2 separate regions of the Homo sapiens genome follow, and region 2 is linked to region 1. A link is a loop called in an ENCODE intact Hi-C map of the cell type or tissue named here. Cell type or tissue: dorsolateral prefrontal cortex. All regions are shown on one strand.

Region 1 (8,000 bases):
ATTTAATTTCCTTTCTGCAAATTAAAACTAATGAAGTGTGGCCTTGTCAAAGGCTATGGAGATGTTCCGGGCATACTGCTGTGCTCTGTGCTTTCCAGCAGGCGCTCCTCCCTCACGCAGGAGACTCAGTTGTCCTGAGAGAGATGAAGCAGCCTTGAAGCAGATGCTGCGTTTTCCATAAACCTGATTTTGCCTCACATGAACCAAAGACTCTCAAAACTCCGCTTCTATAGAATTAGCTGAATAAAGGCATTTTACTGATAGCTGTTCGTGTTAGCGAAACCTGTCTACCTGCTATAGCACACTCTCCGATTTGGGCCATTTATGCACCCCGCAACCTGGGATCTCAAGGAGCTTTAAAGTCTTAATGGGAACTTGGCATTTTCCTGATGATCTTTAAAATGTGGTCACTAAACTCAGGATTGGCGTGTGCTTTTAGAACACTGGAGTAGCCCTTGTTTTAGAGGCTGTGCATTGAGTATCGACCGTATTTTGTAAAAGGCAAGATATCCTCCCTTCCAGGCTGGTAACGGGTTTCAAGGGGACTCTTGAGGAAGTGCCCCCTAAAATAGAACACAGCAATAACTGGGCTTCCTGTCCCCACCCCCACCCCAGCAGTGCTCTCTGGCACTGGGAACTCTGCTAGGGAGTGGTGGAAGTAGGAAGGATTTGTGTGCAAAGGAAAATCGTGGTTGAGTTTCACTGCAGCAGGCTGACGTTGCCTGATGTGAGAGCAAGTGGCCGACTGGGGTGCGGGTGCACAGGTCGGGGGAGCACAGGCCACAGAGCGCAGCCTCTGGGGGTCCCCCAAGGCACAGCATATACAGCATGGTCGCCCCTTGCCCTGGAGTCTGGGAACAAAGAGAGGAGCCAGCCTCCCCGCACTGCTTCAGATGGAAAAGGGAGGCAGGGTGGGCTTCCGTTCTCCAGATCTGTTTGCTCTTAACAGGCAGAACATGGGAGAATCCTTATTCCTGGTTAATCACTATGCATATTTGAAATAAAAGAAAGCGTAAGCCTCTGCAATTTTAACTTCTCAAAGGATGTCTCTGAAAAGAATCACTTTAAACCAATGCCTATAAAAAGCAAGTCTACCAAAATAAACTAAGACTTTCTATGTGGTTTGGGCTCCCTCTTATTTTTACAAGTTTCATTTTTAAAAGTAGGCAACTACTTTGGGTTACAGTATTTTTATTCATATTTAAACATTTTTACAAAATAAATAAAGTGTTTTACATAGTAAGGAATATGTACGTATTTCCAAGTATTAAGAAGCCAAGTGTTTTTTTTTTTGACGTATTATTGACAAATGTATTCAGCGCCATACACAAGAGAAATATTATTACTCCAAAGAACGAAAGTTAACAAAACTCCAAAGCAAAAACCCTTTTAATGGAGGTGAGAAATAAATTTAATGTAACAACAGCTAGATTGTTTTTAGGATTTTTCTTTTCTTTTGTGGAAACTTCTTGACTTGACTTTTCATCTGAACAGTTTTTCCCCCCAAGATTTTAATCTTATATGTCATACTTAAGTTTAGGAACAGCTTGAATAATTAGCATTCTAGATAACACAAGGGCCATGATTCACTAAAATTCCAAGCTACTGTAATTTTATGGCATTTATTTGCAAATGTTCTTTGTATCTCATTTTATCTGTAGCAGTCCCCACTAGTCTACCTTAACCATCTTATAGCTCTGGTAAATTAAAACTTACGTAGACTTTATACAAGATCCATTGGCCGTATTAAACCTCCCCCACTCTTAGGGCTTAGGGCGGAAGGGACGAAGGCAGGGCTGATAGGACTTTTAAAAGGATAAAAGGAGTGGGGGCAAGGGAGGCGGAAAATACAGGCTCTTGCAGATACCCTCCGCGCTGCCCTCCACACCCAGCCCACTGCTCTACAAAGGTATGAATGGAATGGCTTTTCTAGAAAAGGGCTTCCAAGAACATAAAGGAATTCCTTTCCCTGGGAGGCCCCGTGGAGGGCTGAGCCAGCCTTGAATTGGGCTTATTTCTCAAATCCATTTGATCTGGCATTTTTGTCAACATGGTACATGTTAGGGCCTACGATGATTTTTTTTTCTTTTTTGTAAAAGAGAGGCATATGTATTAAAATGCTTCCTCTTCCCCTGCCGGAGCCTCACAGAAGTCAAGAAACGCTATCCCCAGCTTAAATGTGCAGACTCTTCAAGATGGAGGTCACAATATTAGGTTGCCACAGTAACAGCTCTGCTGACTTCACACTCAGCCCTGGCCGTCCTGAAGCCAGCTCGTGTAAGAATCTTCCTTCATGTTCTAGGTTATGAAAACGAAGTTTGTTTAGACAAGGACGTTTTCACTAGTACACATTTTCAAGTACATACACACTCTGTTACGCCTGTCCACGTTGTCACTTGTAAATCTATGATAGGGTCTTTTTTCTCAACAGTAACCTTTGTTATTGAACTGCTCCGATAGCCTTGATTTATTTTTACTAAATACAGCCCCAAAAGTTAATAACAAGGTAGACACAAAAGCATTTTGCAGTACTTTATTGAAAAATGTCGGTGGTATCTCCTAGTAATCAAACCTACACCTTTCAAGAATCACGGTTTAATTACAAGACTCATGAACATAAAAAAATAATACCCTCGGCTTATTTCCTGTGCACACACTCACAAGGAGCTGTGAATGAGGTATAGCTGAGTGCGTGGAGAGGCGGGCACATCCCTTCCTACCATCCAGCCCCTTCGCTGCATGACCCACGGTCCTAAATTTGCAAATTGTGACTCTTACCATGAGGCCCACTGACAGACACCCTGTAGGGATTGTGTCAGGTCCTCACTAAGTGACACAGGGTTGGCAAAAAAAAAAAAAAAAAAGTCAGTTCACATTTTGAGAGCAGTTGGTGTAGGTGCACTTGATTTTAGAACGATGAGTTTAAAACATTTGTGAAAACCTCTTTCCATTCAGAAAGGTGGAAAAAGTTTCCTAAAATAAACCATTTTGATAAAGCAGCAAAATGCTGCAGTGTTGATAGTGTGAAGAAAATTGAAGGACGGCGGTTCAATGCATTGTGCAGTTCAGAGCCATGACAGGATTTTTCCATGTTGAGATCTTTAAGCAAAACCCATAAAAAGTAAAAATTAATGGAAGCTCATTTTTTAAACACTGCTGGTGCTTTATGAAAGGATTTCTGTTTACCTGTTGCACACGTAACATGTTCTTACGAAGTTTTCTCGCTGTGTAGAAAATGCTTAAAATGTCTACATCATTTTCATTACACCCCCTTAAGCATGTTTTTCCTTCACAAGGTGCAGTCCATTGACAGTGTTCCGTATTGCACGTGCAATTTAACTTTATTAGCACTATTTGTAGCAAACACGAGCCTAGTGAATTACAGATCTGTGTGGGCCAGAGGGATTTTGCCACGTAATAATGAAGCTTGACAGGGTCATTCTCATAAACTGTCTGGCTACATATATATTTTTGCATTTAATGCCTATTCAATATATTCTGAAGGTGCTACTCTTGGTGTTATCAAGAGTTCATAGGGGTTAGGGGGAAGTAAGAGCTTGTTAATGTATTTGGGAAGCACACCTATGTTCACAGACACAAAATGGAATTGCATGGTCACCCCCTTAGTCTTGGTTTGTTGGCTTTTTGTATTGAAGAAAGGGTTAAATAAAAACAAAAATAATGAGACTCTTGAATGACTTTTAAAGACAGTGGAGTTGTGTATTCATGGGACTTACAATCATCACTTCTGCCTTCACCTAAGCATCTAAAAGGGCTCGTGACACAGGCGTCCCCTCCCAGGTCTGCCGTCCACTTGGAAGAGCGGACTGTGGTAGGGTGGGTTTTCCCTCCTGAAAGTGGAGGATATTTGCGGAGTGAAACCGCTTCAATCCCCCAGCGGGACTGTTGTGGAACGTTGGGGACAAGGCAAGACGCGTGAAGCCCGATTTCAAGGTGAGGAAACCAAGCCCCCAGCAACTGGGTCGCACCGGCCCTCGCAGGACAGAGGCGGGCGGTCACCTGCCCGGACCCGGGCGCTCCTCGGCCCTCGGCACCGGCGCGCGGGGCCTCCGCGGTGGAAATCCGCAAGTCGGCGGCGGGGTCCAATTCAAACAGCTGTCTCTGCATAAATTAATGTAGGTCGTGCGCATTTGCCGGGCTCGGTGGCGCCGCAGCCCCGGGAGGCCGGGTCCAGGCTCCTGGCGCGGGCGGCCAGCGGGTCACCTCCCGTTGGTGATGATGACCGAGGCGCCCAGGTAGTGCGGCAGGGGCGCGCCGGGCGGGGAGGTGGCGGCGGGGCTCGGGTGCCGGAGCCGCAGCGCGCCGGTCGCCGCCTCGGGGCCGCCGGGAGCGCAGGCCAGGCCGGAGGCGGCGGGTGCGGCGCCCCCCAGCGGTCCGCGCCGGGCCAGCACGCGGTGGTAGTTGAGCAGCACGAAGGGCAGCTGCGCCGGCGCGCCCGGGGCCTCGGGGGTCGGGGGCGCGCAGCACTCGGGTGCCGCGCGGGCCAGCGCCAGCCGCGCCCCGTCCCGGGCGGCCTGGCGGGCGGCTTTGGCCGGGCCCAGCGCGGGCTCCTCGCGGTAGTGGCCGCAGCTCGGGAAGCTCGGGGGCGCGGTGTCCTCGCCGAACCTGCGCACGGCGGCGGCGGGCGCTGCGGGGACAGGCGACACGTTAGAGGGCAGCAAGGGGCGCGGCCGCAGCCACCCCACCCCCAAGCCCCGGGCGCAGCCACCACCCCTCGGCCGCCCACGCGCTGCACCCGCGGGGTCGCTGTCGCCCTCCCCCGCCTTAGTCTAGGCCGTGCTGTCCAATCTCAGGACGCGACCTGAAATGTTCCAGGAGCCGCGTTACAAAGCAGGGAAACAGGTGGAATGCCTGTTAAGTAATACACGTTAATGCAGCATATCCAAAATACTCTCTCAATGGAATCCGTGTGAAACAATTATTGGGATATTTTCTTTTTTTTTTTTTTGGTCCTGAGATGCAGAGCGCAGGTCACACCTGCCTCACTGCACTGGCCACATTTCCATGTTCAAGACCACACGGGGTTGGTGGCTACCTGATTGGACGGCAGAGGTCTAGAGGCCACCAGGGGCCCTGGTGTTGGAGGGCCCCCGTCTGCTCTGATTTCTTCTGCCCGTCCCTTAGTGGAGAGGGGTGGTAACCACCCCGATCGGTTTCGCCGTGTCATAATGAAAAATAACCACTCCCATCTACTCAGTCCGATGCCTGACATTAAGTAGCTCCCTGGCTTGTGGGTTTTTTTTGTCTTTGTTTGTTTGTTTGTTTTTAAACACTATATGGCAAAATTTGTCTTCCTTTAATACCAAAAAGACTAGGAAGCTGATCGCAAATTGCCTCAAATTAGCACCTTTGGTCCACTTTTTATCAAGTGTGTGATAAGGAGATTGTTAACCTCTTTCACTTTTAAAATAGTGGTAAAAGTCAAATACCATGTGACAGCATTAGCCAGCTTCCGACACACAAATTCAAGTCAATCTCAAGTGGGTAATACTTTCAGCTGTTATCAAAACCCTTTGCTTTGTCTTCCTTTGCTTGGATGTTCTGGAGATCCCTTCCTTGGTTATATGAGGGGCCCAAGATGTTCACGGGTATGGCAGATGCAAATCTAAGGGATCCGTGGCTCCTGGGACAGGCCAGGTCAAAAGGCAGGGGTCCTGGCCCTGGTCACCAATGTGGTCTTTTCTAAGTTAGCTACTTCTGAAAAAACATGTCCTAGTGATTTCCAGAAAGGCGGCATTCTCCCGTAATCTATCTCTCTTCTCAGATTTGGGAAGAAATGTTATCTCAGCCTCAAGTCACAATACAGAGCAAGAGATTCCTAGGATTTGCAGAAAAAGCAGGATGAGGCCCAGAAGGAGCAGAGCCCTACCTGCCTCGAGAGAGGCGTGGAGGAACTTCCAAGAGCTGTCTTCTTAAGCAGGGGCTGGTGTGCTGCTTTTCTGAGGCACATCATCCTTTTTCTTTTTCTTTTTTTTTTTTGAGACAGTCTCACTCTGTTACCCAGGCTGGAGTGCAGTGATGTGATCTTAGCTCACTGCAACCTCCACCTCCCGGGTTCAAGTGATCCTCCTATCTCAGCCTCCAGAGTAGCTGGGATTACAGGTGCTCACCACCATGCCCAACTAATTTTTGTATTTTTAGTGGAGATGGGGTTTCAGCTTGTTGGCAGGCTTGTCGCAAACTCCTGACCTCAGGTGATCCGCCCACCTTGGCCTCCCAAAGTGCTGGGATTACAGGTGTGAGCCACTGAGCCCGGCCTGGGGCACATAATCCTGATGTCACCTTCACCCACATTTTAGTGGCACTGCAGGCATCTGCACCATCTCGGTCTACACTCTGAGCGGCAGTTAGGTCTCGGTGCAATGGGAATACATGTCCTGCAGCTAAACCTCTGTTCCCACCTTCCACCTTCTGCCTGGGGTTGGTCCAGCGAGCAAACAGGAGTCAGTCTGCGTCCTGGGGAGCTGGCGGTATCTCCGCAGAGGACATCTGCTTGCCTGCCACCAGGAGAAGGTGAAAGGCCATTCCTTTCTGTTGAACTAGCATGTACAGGGCAGGTCCCTACTGTGTGTCGTGTCCTTGGGAGTAGGCACATCACAGCTTCACCCCATTTTACAGGTGAAGAAACTGAGGCCTGGAGGGTTTGTGTTCTTTGCCCTGGGTTGGTGAGTGGCATTTCTGTCCCCAAGCCCACAAATTTCCACCATAGTTTTCCCCACTTCCAAAACTGGCATGGGAAAATAGCCAATAGGCCGTTTGTCTCAAATATTCACTTCTGGTTGGAGTGGAAAGGAATCTTGCAAAAGAAATGCAGCTGGGGTGTTCTCAGCACATGGGAGCTGGTTTTGAAAATCACTGTCCCCCTTTGGTTGGTGAATGTGGCCAGGATTTACGTGAAGGCCAGATACTCGGTTTTCCTTTGCCCTTTATACTGTCACTAGTGTCCCCGAGGCAGGCAGACTGCCATTTCTCACTCTCGAGGAGCACCTGCATTGAGAGCAAGAAAGCACAGCAAGCCCTACTTAGAAGCAGAAAGAGGGCAAGTTTGCCCAAAGCGTGAGGGTTCTGTCTCCATCTGCCACCCACCGCCATGGCTGCTTCGGCTCCCGGCCGTGCGCAGTCCTCCCACCTTCCCCACGAGCAGACCTGACCCACCTTCGTAGCTTGGCACCAGGCTGTGCCTAGCAGTGTTCGCCGGTGGCTCTGGAGGATTTTTAGCTGGAGACGAGCTGCTAGGCACTAGGGGGTTGGCATAATGCCACTGGCATTCACCGCTGGCTGGCAGTGTGCTCAGGAAAAAGCGTGCCACCTCACAAGGGGATCCTTGGGGCTGCCCGAACTTGGCCGGCAACATTGGCTTTTTGCTGCTGAAGACGTGAGAGTCCAGAGGGAAGTGTCCGTAATGGTAGGAGAAGGGCAGGCTGTAGGATGGCGTGTACAGAAGGTCACTGCTTTCTGAGTGGGGCTGCAGTTCTGGAGGAGCAGCAGCGCTTGCAGGGGGACTGGCTCTCCAGTTTCCGAGCTGGCCGCATTCCAGTTTGTCCATTTGGAACGAGCTGTATTGCTGCATGGCAAAGAAGATGGATGAAGGGCCAGCGAGGGGCCGGCAGGAAGCTGCCTTCCGGCCCTGCAAGAACCGTCCCGACGGGGCCCAACCCCATCCAAGGGCTGCCCCTACCCTCGCCACCACTGCAAGGTCCCACTGGGGACAGGCACACAGCGAGCGATACCCCAGTGACCTGCTCCCAGGGTGGAAAGAGATCCCCCACCCCAAGCTAACAAGACATCAGGCACACATGGACTCTTTCTTTCTTTCTTTCTTTCTCTTTTTCCTTCTTTCTCTTTCTTTCTTTGTTTTTCTTTCTTTCTTTATTTCTTTTTTCTTTTCTTCCTTCCTTCCCTTCCTTCCTTCCTTCCGTCTTTCCTTCCCTCCCTCCCTCCCTTCCTTTCTTTTCCTTCTTTCTTTTTTTTTTTTTTTT
Region 2 (8,000 bases), 110 kb before region 1:
GTAACAGAGTGAGACTCCATCTCAAAAAACAACAACAACAAAAAACAAAAAACCAAGATCCTAAATTAAATGATGGCCAGCTAAAAACTGGGCTTTTATGGGGAAAACAGGATCACTCTGCTTTGTTGAGGGGAGCTTGGATGAAGCCACCAGAACTTGGGCCACTGAAATGCCATCCTAGGAGTGGGAGCTCTGAGCAGGAGCCCCAGCGAGGGCCCTGGAGGTTTGGGGTGGGTGAACAAAGGAGGATCGATGTGAGGACATTGGCATGACAGCTCATCTTCTTACCAAGCCTTGCTAAGACTGCTGGTATCATTGGTAACCTAGCTGGACTTCCTCCAGTAGTACACAAATGAAAGACCAAACAGCATGAATTCTTGTGAACCTCTTCGGAATAGGACTAGTGAGGAGAGTCTAGCAAGGAGACGGAGGTTCTCTGTATCTCTCCTACCCCACTCCTGCCTTCTGCCATTCCACCTACAGCTTTGGAATCGGATCGAACAAACAGAAAGGTTAAAGAAAGGGAAGAAGAAAGGATCTTGAGGGTTTGTTCATGTTCTCCTTTGGGAATATCGCTGAAGCAACTGACCTGGAACTGGAATGAATACCTGGTGTGGCTTGGGTTTTGAAACGGCAATGTTGAACAAGAGATAAGCAATCCTGATACGGGTTTTCAAACAGACCTCCATATTAGAGAAGACTTTTAAACATGTTGTTTGACCTATTTTGGTAGAGGCATTTATTGCTTTGCATGGCGCCATGTAAACTGAAATTTGTGCATATCAGAACAGTGTCCTCACTTTACACTGTTTGCAATGGACATGCGTGACTTTCAGTTAATGTGGGACCATGCAAAGTGAGAACTGCCTGCATTAGCAAATTACTAATTTAAGGTAATCAAAGTAAGATGCTGCCTGGAGAAATTACCTTGTATGTATGTCTGTGTGTGTGTGTGGTTTTACGTGCTAGTAAATCTTAGTTCCTTTGCTCTGGTTTTCTGATTTCAGAATACATTAGCTGTTTCATGCACTGGCTCATACCCGCCTCATAACTTGAGGTGAGGGAACTTGATCCCTAGATGTGGTTTTCTCTTAACTAGGTGATTATTGGTGGTGGGTGCTATTTGGACATTCATTTTTTTTTCCTTCCTTCTATTTTTCTTTTTGTTGCTGGGGGGACTGTGTTACCTTACCTGATGATATACTTCCTAGAACAGTTTATGTTTTTATGCTTTCTTAGTGTGTTAATTGGGTCTGGAGGGTTTCAAAGGACTACTATTGGCGGTGGTGTGTGTTATTTATGTCTTTTCGACCCATAGAAGCCGTGGTATTTATTTGCAATCTGAGATAGATTCTATTTTGGAAAGTCTCACCTATGTTCATTGCCATTTGTATGTCCTTTAAAATGAAAGCCTTCCGCAGTCTAAATAGCAGAAGTGTTCTGATACTTCATAGCTGTTTTAACCCTGTAGGGGTCCCACCTAGATGTTCTGGCCTACCTTTTTCCCCTCCAGTTCTCTTCCATGTGAGCAAGTCTGGAGTAGCGCTTTTCAACCAAATTTGACCAATACTTTAAAAAAGCTTTTTGAAATATAAACCACATCCCATACAATTCAACCACTTAAAGCATACAATTAATTCGGTGGTTTTTAAAATTATATTCTCACTTGTATGGTCATCACCACACTCAAATTTAGAACTTTTTAAAATCACCCCAAAAAGAAACCCTGTACCCATTAGCAGTCACTCCCCTTCCCCCTGCCCCCCACCCACCAGCCCTGGGTGTCACCATCTACTTTCTGTTTCTATGGATTTGCCTGTTCTGGACATTTCATAGCTATGGAATCATATAACATGCGGCCTTTCACCTCTGGCTTCTTTGATCTAGCATAATATTTTCAAGATTCACCCATGTTGTAGCATGTCCATATCTCTTTTTATAACAAATATTTTGGGCCAGGTGTGTGAGCTTACACCTGTAATCCCAGCACTTTGGGAAGCCAAGGAGGGCAGATCACTTGAGCTCAAGAGTTTGAGACCAGCCTGGGAAACACAGAAAAACCCCATCTCTACAAAAAAATACAAAAATTAGCCAGGTGTGGTGGCGTGCACCTGTGGTCCCAGCTACTTGGGAGACTGAGATGGGAGTATCGCCTGAGCCTGGGAGGCAGAGGTTGCAGTTAGCCATGATTGTGCCATTTCCAGCCTGGACAATAGAGCGAGATCCTGTCTACAAACAAACAAACATTTTGTACTGCCACCTTTAACCTTTTTTTTTTTTTTTTTTTTTTTTTTAGATGGAGTCTTGCTCTGTTGCCCAGGCTGGAGTGCAGTGGTGTGATCTCGGCTCACTGCAACCTCCATCTCCCTGGTTCAAGCAGTTCCCCTGCCTCAGCTTCCCGAGTAGCTGGGATTACAGGCACACATCATCAGGCCCAGCTAATTTTTTTTTTTTTTATTTTTAGTAGACACAGGGTTTCACCATGTTGACAAGACTGGTCTCGAACTCCTGACCTCAGGCAATCCACCCGCTTTGGCCTCCCAAAGTGCTGGGATTACAGGCGTGAGCCACCATGCGTGGCCAACTTCTTGAAGTTGGATTTATACATTATATAAACGATCTATACAGATAATTCTAAAAACCAATATAGAAATAAAAAGTTAAAGAAAATAATATGCATCGGAATATGTGCTCATATCTGACTGTTAAGAAGATGTGATGAAATAGACACATGCACCTATACAAAAAAAAAACATGAATATGATGGCTGCAAGGTCTTGGGCAGCCTGGACACTATGAATAGTGTAGCCTGAGATGATCTGGTCTCAGAGTGCGAAACAGATTGTGCTTGTATGGACTTTACCCAACTCCCCCTTGATTTACATGGTGGTCCTATCTTTGGAATATTTAGAGTTTAATACCGCTGTACAGAAAGTACTTGCTGTGTACCCGCAAAAATAGAATCAGATTCTCAAGTCAGATCATTGTGAACAAGTATTTCATCTAAATGTGTGTCCAGTGGAATATTAAAAATTTGTTTTAATAGTGGGAGAATCTTGTTGTCCAGGGCTGACCTTGTGTGTTGCAAGACATCGTGAATCCTTGGCCCCTCTGAGCACTACGTTCTGGTCATTATGACAACCAGAAAAATAGAGTTCTGAAATGTCCCCTAGGGGGCAGTCCTGCACCCACAGAGGACCTCGCTATGGGGTCCTTCCTGTGACCTCTGCTTCCTCAGTGCACTCAGTACTTAAGCTTTTCCCCACCTTGAACTGCTCAAATTATTAGTCCTACTCTCATAAACAGGAGGAAAACCAGCGCCTAAGAAGTCACTCCCCCTGCAGAGCTCCAAGGATCTGTACAGTCTGCACTTCCTTTTGATGCTTGTCTTACTGTTCCCTGTTAAAATGAGCTTTTTAAATGAGCATCACTCTAAGCGTCCTTCCCCGTGCCCCAGATGTGCCTGTCTCTGGTGGGAACCCCGGGAGCTTTTGTTCCTGTGGTAGAGTAATAGGGTGCCATTATAGCAGTGATTGTTCAGTGTTCTTAGTTGTGTACCCCTAAAATAATTTTGAAAATCTGTAAATCCCCTTACACGTGTTTAAGCTGACATCTAACAGTTCTCATCAAAAGCTTAATTGTAGGATGTGATTTTTAACATATGACAAATATTGACGTTCAAAGAGTCTCATGTCTTTCTAAAATTTATCCAATGAATTTAAATGCCATACCTATTTGATGCCTGCCATTATCCATTAAAAGTTATATGAGACTCTTTTTTAATAGTCAAAATTTCACATCGTTATTTTATATTTTTGAACTCATATTTCCATTCTTCCCCATAGAACAATATACTAATATAACCCATTTTTATGCTTGAAAAGTCTTTTATTAATCACTCCAGGATGCTTTTCTACAACAAAAACAAATGTTAATTCCATTTGGATGGAATTAATTTTTAAAAACAGCATTGCCACTCAGTTTTTTTGAAATGTTTACAAGTTATATGCCAAAAATTATATTGCACTCTCATCAGTAATTATTTTTATTGACTTAATAACTCAGTTAGGTCCTCCTTCAGTTTTGTTGAAAGCAAAGAACTGGAACCCACCTGATTTGTGAAAGAATCTGTTACTGGTTATTAGAGTTATTCACTTTATTAATATCTGAAGGATAGTTAAGAGACTTTACTGTGACTTACCAAATTGTTATCATTATACCTGTTAGTGCTTTAGTTAAAGACATTTAGTTTAATCTGCTGTACTTAAAACTATTTGAGAAAATTGAAATGGTTAATTTTAATACTACCTCATCAATACAATAACATACTTAAAAAAACTTGTATTTTATCCCATGTTTTAAACATACTGTTATAAAAACCTTGATCTGCACATTTTTTGCTGTCATCAGAATTTTGTATGACCTGTCTGTTGCCCCATGGAGGTTTTTACGCTTCCAGGATACTTCCTTCCATAGTTACACCCAGGGAGGGTGAGTGCTCTCCCTTTCTTTGTCACATGGGAGAAAGGCAGTTGTTTAAGGAGAGGTTTAAAGATAGAGCTTTGTGTGCCTGAACTCCAAGCTCGCTCCGAAATAACGTGTTTTAGGAAAGCACATATGGGAGAGTGAGGCTCTGTGGATTTTTTTGCCCTTAAGACCATTTGTACCTGTGTGCCCTCTTGGGAAGGTGTTTTACTGCAGTTTGAAGGTGGCTCTATTTTAGGACATTTTCAATCCTATTCATCATGAGAATCTCGAGGTGATAGTGTGCACTGAGTCATAGGAAGCCAAAACCCATGGCAAAAAGTTATACTTGCATTGAAAGATAGAGAATTTGTGTTTTTTCTTTTGGTTTCCCTCCTTCTCCTTCTTCTGTGCTGCTGTGTTCCAGAAATTACTGGAGGCAATTTATAAATCTGTCAGGTCCTGAATTAAAATTGGGAGGGGCAAAAGGAGAAGCTGCACCAGAGATGTGCACTGGCAGGGATGAGGAAGTGATGTCCTCAGCGGGGTCCTGTGTCTGAGGGATGGTTTCAGGCAGGTTGCATCTTTGCAGGAGGTACCTATTGTGCACTAGGACTTGGGGTGGGGTCCTCAAGGTCTTAGAATATGGCTTAACGATCAGGCTTTAGAGGCAGATGTACCAAGGATCTGGTCCTCTGATCCTTCTGGTACCCCTCTGAGAGGTGTGCTGGGCTCTGTGCTGGCCATGAAGTGTGAATGTGTTTTGGAGAAAGAACTCTGTTTCCTTACTGCTTTCATTTGGCATAGGAATTGTGAGAGCCCCTTGTCAGTGGGGCAGCAGCTGGCCTGGCACCAAGCAGCAGGACCTGGGGTGTTTGTTGGCTGCTGACCAGAATTGTCTGGGAAATCCAGCTGCCCTGTGCATGGACTTGAGGGCCCCTGGGAAGCTGGGTATGGTCCTCTCTGCCAGGAGAGAAAGCCTCTGGTCTTCCCGTGTTAGATAACCCAGAGGGGCTCCATGGTAATGTTCAGGTAATCCAGCTTATCTCATCAGTTAGGAATTTGTCTTTAGATTTACTAACAGCTGATGTAAAGAAGTCAACAAGTCACAGATTAAACTTAGAGAGACGCTTAGAAAAAAGTAGATGTATTCTGGAAGGTGAGACCAGACAGGAATTTCTTTGGGATCTTCATGAAAGAATTCCATGTGAGAACGAATGGCATCCTCAGAGCATCTCTGCAGCAGGAACAGTCATGGGTGCCACAGGGTGGCACTTTGACTTATAATCTGTCGTCTTAAAAAAATCTCTTTAAATTACTTAGACTTACTTAAATTTAAGCCTAGAGCACCCGGCATTCCTACATGGTCTCCCATGCAAGTACTAGCCAGGCCCAACCCCGCTTAGCGTCCGTGATCGGACAAGCAGGGTGCCTGCGGGCTCTTACGGCCATAGACTACTGTTTTTCTACCTTTTTCCTAATGTTTAAAAATATATGTTTCTGAAATGTGGAGGACTCTTAAGCTTTTTAAAATTTTTATTTTTTATTTTTGTGGGTACACAGTATGTGTATATTTTATGGGGTATATGGGATATTTTGATACAGACATGCAATGTGTAATAATCACCTCAGGGTAAATGGGGTGTCCATCACCTCAAGCATTTATCCTTTGTGTTACAAACAATCCAATTATATTCTTTTAGTTATTTAAAAATGTACAATTAAAATATTTTTTACTGTAGTCACCCTGTTGTGCTAGCAAATATTAGGTTTTTTCCATTCTTTCTAACTACTATTTTGTCCCCATTAACCATCCCCACCTACCTCCCTGCCCCCCACTACCCTTCCCAGCCTCTGATGACCATCCATCAACATGAGTTCAGTGTTTTAATTTTTAGCTCCCACACATAAATAAGGACATACAATGTTTGTCTTTCGATGTCTGGCTTATTTCACTGAGCATAATGACCTCCAGTTCCGTCCATGTTGTTGCAAATGACAATATCGCATTCTTTTTTGTGGCTGGATAGTGCTCCATTGTGTATCTGCAGCACGTTTTCTTTGTCCAGTCATCTGTTGATGGACGCTTAGGTTGCTCCCAGGTCTTGGCTACTGTGAATAGGCTGCAATAAACATGGGAGTGCAGATAGCTCTTCAGTATCCTGGTTTCCATTCTTTTGGGTATATGCCTAGGATTGGGATTGCTGGATTGTATGGTAGCTCTATTGAAATGTAGAAGGCTCTTAACCTAATATCTTTCTCTCTCATAACCTTTTTGTTTTTCCATGGAGGGAGGGGAGGTACAAAAAGCTTTTGCTGAGAGAAACCACAACCAGTTTTGGAGTACACAGTTCCTAACCCACCCTGCCCATCACCTGTGGCCGTAGGCTACAGCCCCTCAACAATGGCATATCCTCGCCTCACCCCTCCAGCAGGGGTAGTGTCCTCGAAGGCCTCTCCCTCTCTCCCTTTGCTTCCCTGGCTGGCTTGTAGACCCCGACTGGCCCAGGATAGGGGAGCTCCTCGCTGTAGATTGAGGGTGGAAGGGACACAGAAAATGTAGCATGAACATTTGAGGGCAAGAATTCAACCAGGACTCACATACCTGTTGACCAGTGTCACCCTGCTATTCCCTTGGACTCAGGACTTGTCCCCCGACCCCAGAATCTTAAGAGGTGGCTACGGTCCAAAACCCTCCCTGGGGACACCTCTCCCTTCGCCATTCCACAAGGAAGGGAACTGGGAGGAACAGGGGTCTCCGGACTCAAGGCGCTAAGGACAGGCATGCGTGTGTGGTCCATGCCCCGTCACCCTGCTGAATTGGGGCTGGCCTCTGGGAGGGGCTTCCCAAGACAACCCTGCAAGCCTGTGGAGCTTGGGGCTTGGGGGTGCAGGATAGAGAGCAGTCTCTCCGATTTTCTCAGACTCCCTGACCAGGTCAGGGGTTACCTAGTACCCAGTGTTCACCTTCCCTACAGCCTGCTGAATTCTAAAGAGGAAACCCCACACAGGGCCAGACAGGTGAGCTGCCCCGGAGTTGCCTCCCCATTCTCCTTTTTGCTCCCTCCATTCTCCGAGTCCCTTCTTTAGTAGAGAACATTTGTAGAGAACATATAGTTATTTAAAGTGTTGGCAATAATGTTAAGGTGCAAATCCAAGTCTGACTCACTTTTAATGTATTTATAGGAAAAAAATGTTAAGCCTTTGACAGGAAAGTGGCCACTGCCACACAGAATGTTTTCTGAAAAGTAATATCCAAAAGTTACTCACTTTCCTATTTTCTTCTCACCTCTGCTCTCTGCCTTCACCTCTGCCACCAGACCCATTTTAGGGAGGGGAGTTGGGCATGAAAAGAAGAAAGTTGAAAGGAACAAAATCAAGTATAAACCATGAGATAAGTACAAGGAGGCCAGGAGAGGAAGCAGAGGAGCTTTCTCATAGATAAGGCGTGCATCCATGCTGAGGCCCTTTTGCATCAAAGTGAGCTCATGCATCTTTTAATATCTGCCGGAAGCTAATAAGAGTTTGTCCAGTCA

The links. A loop is a pair of places that touch in the nucleus more often than their neighbours do. Peaks named below come from ENCODE experiments on the same cell type or tissue, not always from the same donor. Only the 100,000 strongest peaks of a DNase experiment are listed, where the experiment ranks them.
Region 2: a loop joins it to region 1, with 4 times the contacts of the local background. A loop is called at or near these places in 47 of 110 quality-filtered maps.

What each region holds. Positions count from the first base shown.
Region 1 is chr21:36,744,313-36,752,312 of GRCh38, reverse strand. It overlaps SIM2 (SIM bHLH transcription factor 2), which reads right to left. Exons shown (of 11, transcript NM_005069.6): 10 at 7,177-7,585; 11 at 2,396-4,648. The coding sequence ends at 4,221. It overlaps HLCS (holocarboxylase synthetase), which reads left to right. Exons shown (of 11, transcript NM_001352514.2): 11 at 1-3,687. Among named protein-coding and RNA genes, the nearest start is that of SIM2, 49 kb to the right of the region's middle. RefSeq lists enhancers at 1,578-2,102, 2,103-2,628 and a silencer at 4,278-4,537. In dorsolateral prefrontal cortex, a CTCF peak has its summit at 4,412 (motif pointing left); DNase peaks (open chromatin) are centred at 4,183, 4,382 and 7,542; H3K4me3 peaks cover 2,262 bases; H3K27ac peaks cover 325 bases.
Region 2 is chr21:36,849,831-36,857,830 of GRCh38, reverse strand. All of the region lies in intron 6 of HLCS (holocarboxylase synthetase), which reads left to right. It also overlaps the pseudogene RNA5SP491. Among named protein-coding and RNA genes, the nearest start is that of HLCS-AS1, 110 kb to the left of the region's middle. RefSeq lists an enhancer at 3,008-3,302. In dorsolateral prefrontal cortex, a CTCF peak has its summit at 3,167 (motif pointing right); a DNase peak (open chromatin) is centred at 3,167; H3K4me3 peaks cover 210 bases; H3K27ac peaks cover 2,709 bases.